Linked DNA regions of Homo sapiens: region 1 is linked to region 2. Evidence: read pairs that join two places in POLR2A ChIA-PET (ENCODE). Cell type or tissue: Panc1. All regions are shown on one strand. Region 1 overlaps SMIM14 (small integral membrane protein 14). Region 2 overlaps UGDH (UDP-glucose 6-dehydrogenase).

The links. Peaks named below come from ENCODE experiments on the same cell type or tissue, not always from the same donor. Only the 100,000 strongest peaks of a DNase experiment are listed, where the experiment ranks them.
Region 1: POLR2A ChIA-PET joins it to region 2 with 11 read pairs; 13 of 35 experiments call an interaction of 5 or more read pairs at or near these places.

What each region holds. Positions count from the first base shown.
Region 1 is chr4:39,606,618-39,611,617 of GRCh38, reverse strand. The region is part of intron 1 of SMIM14 (small integral membrane protein 14); the gene reads left to right. Among named protein-coding and RNA genes, the nearest start is that of SMIM14, 30 kb to the left of the region's middle. RefSeq lists enhancers at 1,598-1,797, 2,038-2,137. In Panc1, no CTCF peak of the experiment used is centred here; no DNase peak of the experiment used is centred here; H3K4me3 peaks cover 320 bases; H3K27ac peaks cover 4,393 bases.
Region 2 is chr4:39,510,257-39,515,256 of GRCh38, reverse strand. It overlaps UGDH (UDP-glucose 6-dehydrogenase), which reads left to right. Exons shown (of 12, transcript NM_003359.4): 3 at 1,073-1,174; 4 at 4,396-4,596; 5 at 4,707-4,904. Among named protein-coding and RNA genes, the nearest start is that of UGDH, 15 kb to the left of the region's middle. RefSeq lists cis regulatory regions at 1, 29-39 and enhancers at 1-67, 1-106, 1-248. In Panc1, no CTCF peak of the experiment used is centred here; a DNase peak (open chromatin) is centred at 56.

The sequences.
Region 1 (5,000 bases), 96 kb before region 2:
ACTATAACCTCCACCTCCTGGGTTCAAGCGATTCTCCTGTGTCAGCCTCCTGAGTAGCTAGGATTACAGGTGCATACCACCATTCCTGGCTAATTGTTTTTTTTTTTTTTTTGAGATGGAGTCTTGCTCGGTTGCTCAGGCTGGAGTGAATTAGTGCTATCTTGGGTCACTGCAACCTCCACCCCCCGAGTTCAAGCAATTCTCCTGCCTCAGCCTCCTGAGTAGCTGGGATTACGGGTACCTGCCACCATGCCCAGCTAATTTTTGTATTTTTAGTAGAGACGGGGTTTGGCCATGTTGGCCAGGCTGGTCTCGAACTCCTGACCTCAGGTGATCTGCCTGCCTTGGCCTCCCAAAGTGCTGGGATTATAGGCGTGAGCCACCGTGTCTGGCTGGATGAATTAATTTTACCAATCTCCTGATAGGTATAAGATTGTTTTGATTTACACTTCCATTTTTTATTTGCTTATTGGTTCTGTATTTTCCTGTGAATGTAATCTTCGCTCACTTTTCTTCTAGGTTGCCATTTTCATACTGATTTTTTCAGAGTTCTCTGTAAATTAAGGAAACTAGCCCTGATATTGCACATGGTTTTTCAAGTTTGTTGTATTTTCATTTTATGGTGTATTTTTGGTTTTATAGAAACTTTTATTGGTTTTGGTTGTTAAAATTATTGGTCCTTTCCTTCATGGTTTCTTGGACTTATATTCTATATGTATCCCAGTCATCTTCTTGTAGTTATGTATGTGTGCCTTTTTAAAATTAAAATTTATATTTTAGAAGTCTTAATGCATAAATACATACTCATAAGAAATGTAAAAATTGACAACGAAACTCTAGTCCCTAAAATTTTATTCTCTTCCCCAGAGCTATTCACATATTAAGTCTGTTGTATGTTCTTTCAGTTTTTTTTTTTTTTTTAAGAGACCAGGTCTAGTTCTGTCACTCAGGCTAGAGTGCAGTGGTGTGATCATAGCTCACTATGGTCTCAATCTCCTGGGCTCAAGCGATCCCCCTACTTCAGCCTCCAGAGTAGTTAGAACTACAGGTACACGCCACCACACCCAGCTAATTAAAAAAAATTTTTGTGTGTGGAGATGGGGTCTTGCTATATTGCTCAGGCTTCCAGTGCTTTATGTATGTGTCACAGTTTACTTTAAAAAAAAAGACAATCACCCTGCCATTTATTAAATAATCCATGATTTTAAATGGCACCTTTTGCATATTTTCAATTTCAGTAAAATCATGGGTCAATTTGTGGATACTGTGTTCTAATCTGTTGCTGTAGTTGACTAATTTTATGTGTGACTTCATTTTTAAAAGTTAAATTGGACCAGGCGCGGTGGCTCACACCTGTAATTTCAGCACTTTGGGAGGCTGAGGAGGGAGGATCACTTGAGCTCAAGAGTTCAAGACCAGCCTGGGCAACATAGGGAGACCCCGTCTTTACAGAAAATTTAAAACTAGCAAGATGGGGTGTGTACCTGTGGTCCCAGCTACTTGGAAGGCTGAGAGGGAAGGATCACTTGAGCCTGGGAGGTTGAGGCTGCAGTGAGGTGTGTTCGCGCCACTGCACTCCCACCTGGGTGACAGAGCCAGACACTGTCTCAAAATTAAAAGTTAAATCACTCATGCGTCTAGAATTTATTTTGGCATAAGGAATGAGAATAGGGAGGGAGCTAACACCATTTATGAAATAATTTGTCTTCCTTCCAGTGATTCAATATGCTGTCATTAAAATATCATTCTCCAAGGAGCCCCGCCGTTGTCGCTGATCTGTTGAAAGAGCATTTTAACTAGGTTCCCTCTACCTACTGTGGCTTCCCTTTTCTCAGTTTTCTATCGTGCAGCTGAGGTGGTCTTTTTAGAACACACCAGGATGAAAGCACATTGCTTCACATTGTTCTTCACATTGCTCTTGGGGTAACGACCTAATCATGAACATAGCCGGAAAGACCCTTTGTGGCATGACTCCCTCTGACCTCTCCTGTGTCATTTTAAACCACTTTGCTATCCAGATTCTAGCACAGTGTGGCTTTCTTTCAGTTCCTCCAACATGTCATACTCTTACTCATAAAGGACCTTTGTACTTCTTTTCCCTTTGTGTCTAGAATGCCCTCAACCCCCAAGTCTCACACCTTCTACTTCTACCTCTCCCTAATGTATTTAACTCATTCCTTCACTCTCAACTTCTAGTTAATTTCTTCAGTAAAATCTTCCCTGACTCTCCGGATGAGTTTAGAACATGTATATGCTCTCTAGGCACCATTTATGTAACAGCTTTTTTGAGATATGATTTACATACCATACAATGCACCCGTTTAAAATGTACAATACAGGCCGGGCACGGTGGCTTATGCCTCTAATCCCAGCACTTTGGGAGGCCAAGGCGGGCGGATCGCTAGGTCAGGAGTTCGAGACCATCCTGGCTAACATGGTGAAACACTATCTCTACTAAAAAAAAATACAAAAAATTAGCCGGGCATGGTGGCACGCGCCTGTAGTCCTAGCTAGTCTGGAGGCTGAGGCAGGAGAATGGCTTGAATTCGGGAGGTGGAGGTTTCAGTGAGCCGAGATCATGACACTGCACTCCAGCCAGGGTGACAGAGCAAGACTCCATCTCAAAACAATACATAAAATAAAATAAAATGTACATTACAGTGTCTTTTAGTATATTCACAGAGTTGTGTGATTATCACCATAGAACAGTTTTTTCAGCCCCCCTGAAAGATCCTATACACATTAGCAGTCACTCCCTATTTCCCCTGCAAACTTCCCAGCTCTAGGCAACCAGAGTGATTGTTTTTAATGGGGTAAAATATAACAAAATTTGCAGTTTTAACCATTTTTAAAGTGTACAGTTTGGTGACATTAATTACATTCACAGTGTTGTACAATTATCACCATCATTTTGAAAACTTTTTTATTACCACAGATAGAAACTCTTTAAGCAGTAACTTCCCATTCCTTTCTTCCCTAAGTCCCTAGAAGTCACCATTCTACTTCCTGTCTCCATGAATTTGCCTATTCTAGCTAGATATTTCATATAAATGGAATCATAGCATATTATTTTTTGTCTGGCTAATTTCAGTTTGATGAATGTTTTCAAAGTTCATTCATGTTGTAACATATCAGAACCTCATTCCTTTTTACAGCTGAATATCCCCATTGTATGTGTATACCACATTTTGTTTATCCATTTTTCACTTGATGGACACTTGGGTTGTTTCTGTCTCTTGTCTATTGCAAACAATGCTGCTCTGAATATTTGGTAAACAAGTATCTGTTGAAGTTCATGTTTTCTTTTTTGTTGTTGTTTATAAATACAGACAGGGTCTTGCTCACCGTGTTGCCTGGGCTCAAGTGATCCTCCCACCTCAGCCTTCAAAAGTGCTGGGATTATAGGCGTGAGCCACCATGCCCAATCTTGAGTCTATGTTTTCAAATCTCTTAGGTATATACCTATGAGTAGAATTGTTGAGTCTTATGATAATCTGTGTTTAACTTTTGAGGAACTTTCAAACTATTTTCCACAGCAGCCACACCACCATTTTACATGAGGGTTGTATGAGGGTTCTAGTTTTTCTACATCACTCATTTTCCATTTTGATTATAGCCATACTAGTAGGTATGAAGTGGTATCTAATTGTGGTTTTGATTTGCATCTCCCTAATGATTACTGACTTTAAGCATTTTTAATATAATTATTAGCCATTTGTATATTTTCTTTGAATAAATGTCTGTTCAAGTTCTTTGCCATTTAAAAATTGCTTATCTTTTGTTATTGAGTTATAGAAATTCTTTATATGTTGTGAATACTAAACCTTTATCAAACAGATGATTTGCAAATATTCCATTCTGGGAGTTGTCTTTTCACTCTTTCGTTTATCTTTTATAGCATTTATCAGTTTGTATTTATAATTTAAAAAACATTTAGATTAGTATCTGTGTCTACTACTGGAATGTGAACACCATTAGGGTAAGAACTATCAGTTTTTGCTTACTTTAAATTTCTTTTTTATTTTTACAGAGATGAGGTCTCACTATGTTGCTCAGGCTATTCTTGAACTCCTGAGCTCAAGTGATCCTCTTGCCTCAGCCTCCCAAACTACTAGGATTACAGGTGTGAGCCACCATGCTCAGCCTACTTTTAAATTTCTAATAGGCTTAGCATAAGCACTAAATATTTTTGAGTGAATTTATGTTAATCACTCAATTTTTAATTTTAAGTTAATTTATGAATTGTTTTATTGATCTGCCTATTCCACCTTTTAACCAGAATGGTTTTCCATGGCTAATGCTGTATATAAGCATAATTTTACTCGTTATTGAGATATAATTGATAAACAATAAACTATGCACATTTAAATATACAATTTGATAAGTTTTGATGGATGTGTCCACAATTCACATATATTAGACCATTTGAAGTTGTCCCACAGCTCACTAATGGCCTATGTATGTTTTTGTTTATTTTTTTCAGAGATGGGTTCTCACTGTGTTGCTCAGGCTGGCCTTGAACTCTTGGGCTCAAATGGTCCTCCTGCCCCAACCACCCAAGTGGCTGGGACTACTGGTTTATCCACCCCTTTTTCTATTATTTCATTTTTGATAGCTACTGTTATTATGTCTTCAAGTTCAGTAATCTTTTCTTCTGTAATGTCTCCTATGCTGTTAAACCCATCTGGTGTATTTTTCATTTCGGACACTATTGTTTTTATCTCTACCAGTCCAGTTGGATGATTTTACTATCTTTAATGTCTCTCCTTAATATAGTCATTCTTCTAGTTTCTTCTCCCCAACTTAGGGATACCACTGGGCTCTGGTCTGGGTTTTCCCACCACATACTTGGAACTAGAGTCTCCTCGAGGCAGTAAACTGGGCCAGTGATAGGGCTCATCTCATTTGTTTTTCCGTCTCTCAGGTGTCACTATTCTTTGTAGCCTCATGTTCAATGTCTTTTTTTTTTTTTTTTTTTGAGACGGAGTCTTGCTCTGTCG
Region 2 (5,000 bases):
CTCTTATGAGTTAGTCACATGGTAAACAATGACAAAGCATTAAATGAGCTGCTCTTCTGATTGTAGCAAGTTTAATGGCAATTTCCATTTTACTTTATTTACTTAAGTGTACTTATGAGGCAGGGCGTGGTAACTTACTCCTATAATCCCAGCACTTTAGGAGGAGGAGCAGGGAGGATTGCCTGAGCCTGGGAGGTCAAGGTTGTAGTGAGCTGTTACGCAACTGCACTCCAGCCTGGGGAACAGAGCGAAACCCTGTATGAAAAAATAAAATAGGCCAGGTGTGGTGGCTTGTGCGTGTAATCCCAGAACTTTGGGAGGCCAAGGCAGGTGGATTACCTGAGGTCAGGAGTTCAAGACCATCCTAGCCAACATGGTGAAACCCCATCTCTACTAAAAATACAAAATTAGCCCAGTGTGGTGGTGCATGCCTGTAATCCCAGCTACTTGGGAGGCTGAGGCAGGAGAACTGCTTGAACCCAGGAGACGGAAGTCGCAGTGAGCCGAGATCATACCACTGCACTCCAGCCTGGGTGACAGAAAGAGGCTCTGTCTCAAAAAAAAATAAAATAAAATAAAATAAATGGGCTGGGCATGGTGGCTCACTCCTATAATCCCAGCACTTTGGGAAGCTGAGATGGGAGGATTGTTTGAGCCCAGGAATGTGAGACCAGCCTGGACAACCCAGTGAAACCCCAAAACCCCATCTCTGCCAAAAAAAGATACAAAAATTAGCCAGGCCTCATGGCTCCTGTGGTCCTAGCTACTTGGGAGGCTGAGATGGGAGGATCATTTGAGCCCAGGAGGCGGAGGCTGCAGTGAGCTGAGATTGCACCACTGCACTCCAGCCTGGGTGACAGAGTGAGACCCTGTCCCTATTTAAAAAATGAGATGTGCACTTATGGCCTTTGGTATATGATCCTTAACTTGTCTACAAAGGTAATTTGAGCACAACCTAGACCTTTAAATTACAATATTACCATGCCCTTTAACAAATGTAATTCTATACTATTAGGTTATCTCATATCACTGGCAAGCTATATGTACAATTCCTTTTCTTTTTTCTTTTTAGCCAGGACTAAAAGAAGTGGTAGAATCCTGTCGAGGAAAAAATCTTTTTTTTTCTACCAATATTGATGATGCCATCAAAGAAGCTGATCTTGTATTTATTTCTGTAAGTATTTTCCTTTGTTGTGTGAATTTTAATGTATTCTTGTCTATATAAAAGTTTCATCATACTTTAATAGTAAATCCATTGGTATTAAGCCTCAACATTGCTTAGTATAGAGTTGTCCGGTGAATTTTGGTTGTCACTTTGTCTGACAGTTCACAAAACCCCGTAATCATCTAGTCAAATATGTCATTACAAGTCATTGAACAAGTAAACTCAAAGTTCTAATTTGAGATTTAGAACTAGGAAATGGGCGGGTGCGGTGGCTCACGCCTGTAATCCCAGCATTGTGGGAGGCCAAGGTGGGCAGATCACAAGGTCAAGAGATTGAGACCATCCTGGCCAACATGGTGAAACCCCGTCTCTACTAAGAATACAAAAATTAGCTGGGCGTGGTGGTGTGCACCCGCAGTCCCAGCTACTCAAGAGGCTGAGGCAGGAGAATCGCTTGAACCAAGGAGGCAGAGGTTGCAGTGAGCCGAGATCGCGCCACTGCACTCCAGCCTGGTGATAGAGTGAGACTCTGTCTCAAAAAAAAAAAAAAAAAAAAAAAAGAACTAGGAAATGCTGGTAACATGAGAGCACATGTGATGATAGTATATTTCATATTTATTTCATTATTTCTTGTTTCCAGTGGTTGGCAGAGGTGAGATGAAGAAAATCAGTTTGCAAACTTACAGGCATCTCCTCTCTAAATGAATTTTACATTAATTGTTTGTAACTTGGCATATGTTGGTTAGATTATCAGGCTAACCAACAGACACCTTTACCTCATAATGTGGCTGAACTGTCCTACCTTTATAATGAAAAAAACAGAACCAACACTTGAGATTAAACTCTAGTAAACCACTATTTGAACCAAAGCAACTTACATCTTGCTGTCCTAGTAACCATCTACTCAAATATTCTGTATGTAATGATATAGCTATCACCAGTTGGAAGCTGAGTGAGGGTGTTATATGACTTAAGATCTTTACGAGCTGGGCATGATGGCTCATGCTTGTAATCCCAGCACTTTGGGAGGCCAAGGCAGGCGGATCGCTTGAGCATAGGAATTTGAGACCAGCGTGGGCAACATGGTGAAACCCTGTCTCTACTTAGCTGGCCGTGGTGCTGTATGTCTGTAGTCCTGACTACTTGGGAGACTGAGGTGGGAGGATTGATTGAACCCTGGAGGTTGAGGCTGCAATGAGCCATTATTGTACCTTGCACTCCAGCCTAGGTGACAGAAGGAGACCCTGTCTCAAAAAAAAAAAAAAAAAAAAATTCAGTCTCTTCTTTTTGACCTCCTTAATCACTTCAGAGAAATTGATGCAGCTTTTATGACTTACCTACCCATCCCCTATTTAAACTTGCAGAAAGTTAGAGTGGAGGCATAAAAAAATAAGAAAATATTTTGGAGTAGCTAGGTACCTGGAAAAAATCAATGAGTTACTTAGTCTAATTTTTAGGTGACCAGAGCCTAGAATGGTAATAGAATAATTTTCTGCAGAAAGGACATTTAAAAATAATCTGTTTTTGAATGCCAGACAGGAATTATTTTGTAGCAATCAGTTTTCAACTGTTGTTTTCAAAGCTCCTTTACCAGGGGAAGCTGTCTGATCATCTCCCATCTCTAGCCAGTTTCACCCTACATCATGAGCTGTCTTTGCCTTTCCGTACACCATTACATGTAACTCTTGCCCTAAGTTGTTCCATGCATGTAAACAACTTTTTCCTCCTGCTTTTCACACCTCAACTCAATCTTCAAGTTTTGATTTATTTTCACTTGATTCCTTTATTTAGTCTCCCATTGGGTTATAATCTCATCAAGAGAAGAGAGTTAGTACTACTTACTATTAGTTCAAAAATAATTCCTATTCCCTTTAAGTTTTAGACTTTTCAGAGCACTTTCATTTTTGTCAGAGCATTATAACATTCATGTGTTAGTTTTTAGAGAGCTCACTATCCTCATTTTCCAATGAGGTCACTGAGGCAGAGGCAGCCACACTTCTCCAAGGTTACATGTAATCCAAAACTAAATGCCTAGACTCTGGGCCCATGATTTTTTTTTTTTTTTTCTAAATGAAAGTCTTCGCCCATTGGCCAGGTGCAGTGGCTCATGCCTGTAATCCTAGTACTTTGGGAGGCTGAGGCAGGCAGATCACTTGAGGTCAGGAGTTTGAGACCACCCTGGCCAACATGGTGAAACCCCGTCTAAAAATACAAAAATTAGGCGGGTGTGGTGGCGCACTTGTAATCCCAGCTACTCAGGAGGCTGAGGCAGGAGAATCGCTTGAACCCAGGAAGCAGAGATTGCAGTGATCCGAGATCGCGCCACTGCACTCCAGCCTGGGTGACAGAGCAAGGCTCCATCTTAAAAAAAAAAAAAAAAAGCAAGTCTTTGTCCACATAGTATTCTATATCCTGAAGATGATAGGTAATGTCTAGCTTTAATGAACTCAGAAAGCATTTGTAAATGATATTGCAATATTTTAAAAGACTGTTGATATAGGACTGTAAAAATAGGGGAATAAGAAAGGAGGCCAGGTGCGGTGGCTCACGCCTGTAATCCCAGCACTTTGGGATGCTGAGGTGGACAGATCACCTGAGGTCAGGAGTTCGAGACCAGCCTGGACAACATGATGAAACCCTGTCTCTACTAAAAATATAAAAAAAGTGGTGGGGTGTGGTGGCGCATGCCTGTAGTCCCAGTTACTTGGGAGGCTGAGGCAGGAGAATCGCTTGAACCTGGGAGGCAGAGGTTGCAGTGAGCCGAGATTACACTACTGCACTCTAGCCTGGGCAAAGAACAAGACTCCATCTCAAAAAAAAAAAAAAGACTTTAAAACTTATTTTTAAGGACTATAATAATATATTATGTACAATAAAGAAAGGGAATAAGAAAAGGCTTACATTTCATTTCAGATTGTGAAGTCCTTTAGGATAACCGTCTCATTCATTTATGTATCTTCAGGGCTTAGCTGGAATCTGCCTGCCCTAGTTATCCGGCATATAGATAGTAGCTTCCTAACAAAAATTTATTGAATGAGTTCTCTAGATGCTTCAAGCTATTTCTTCTGATTATTATATTTATAAAATGTATTATTTCTATGGAACTAACAGAGGATTAAATCAGGGCTACTGATGATTGTTAACTCCACACTTTAACCAGTAGTTCAGGGTATATCTTGAAATCCCTATCTCACAGGCACTCTGTTCTTTATCCCATATACTTACATCAGGTGAATACTCCAACAAAAACCTATGGAATGGGGAAAGGCCGGGCAGCAGATCTGAAGTATATTGAAGCTTGTGCTAGACGCATTGTGCAAAACTCAAATGGGTACAAAATTGTGACTGAGAAAAGCACAGTTCCAGTGCGGGCAGCAGAAAGTATCCGTCGCATATTTGATGCAAACACAAAACCCAACTTGAATTTACAGGTATAAAAAATGAAGCATTAGAATCTGGTTATTCTTATGTAAATACTGATGTGTTAAAGTTGCCCATAATTAATTCTAGCTTAAAACTTTCCTTTGCATTGGGATTCTAGGTGCTGTCCAACCCTGAGTTTCTGGCAGAGGGAACAGCCATCAAGGACCTAAAGAACCCAGACAGAGTACTGATTGGAGGGGATGAAACTCCAGAGGGCCAGAGAGCTGTGCAGGCCCTGTGTGCTGTATATGAGCACTGGGTTCCCAGAGAAAAGATCCTCACCACTAATACTTGGTCTTCAGAGCTTTCCAAACTGGTTAGTATATAGCATTCAACTCTTCATTAAATTAAAGCCAAATATTTATTTATTTCAAGCCTGATAAACTACACAGATACTTTTTTAATAGTAGTA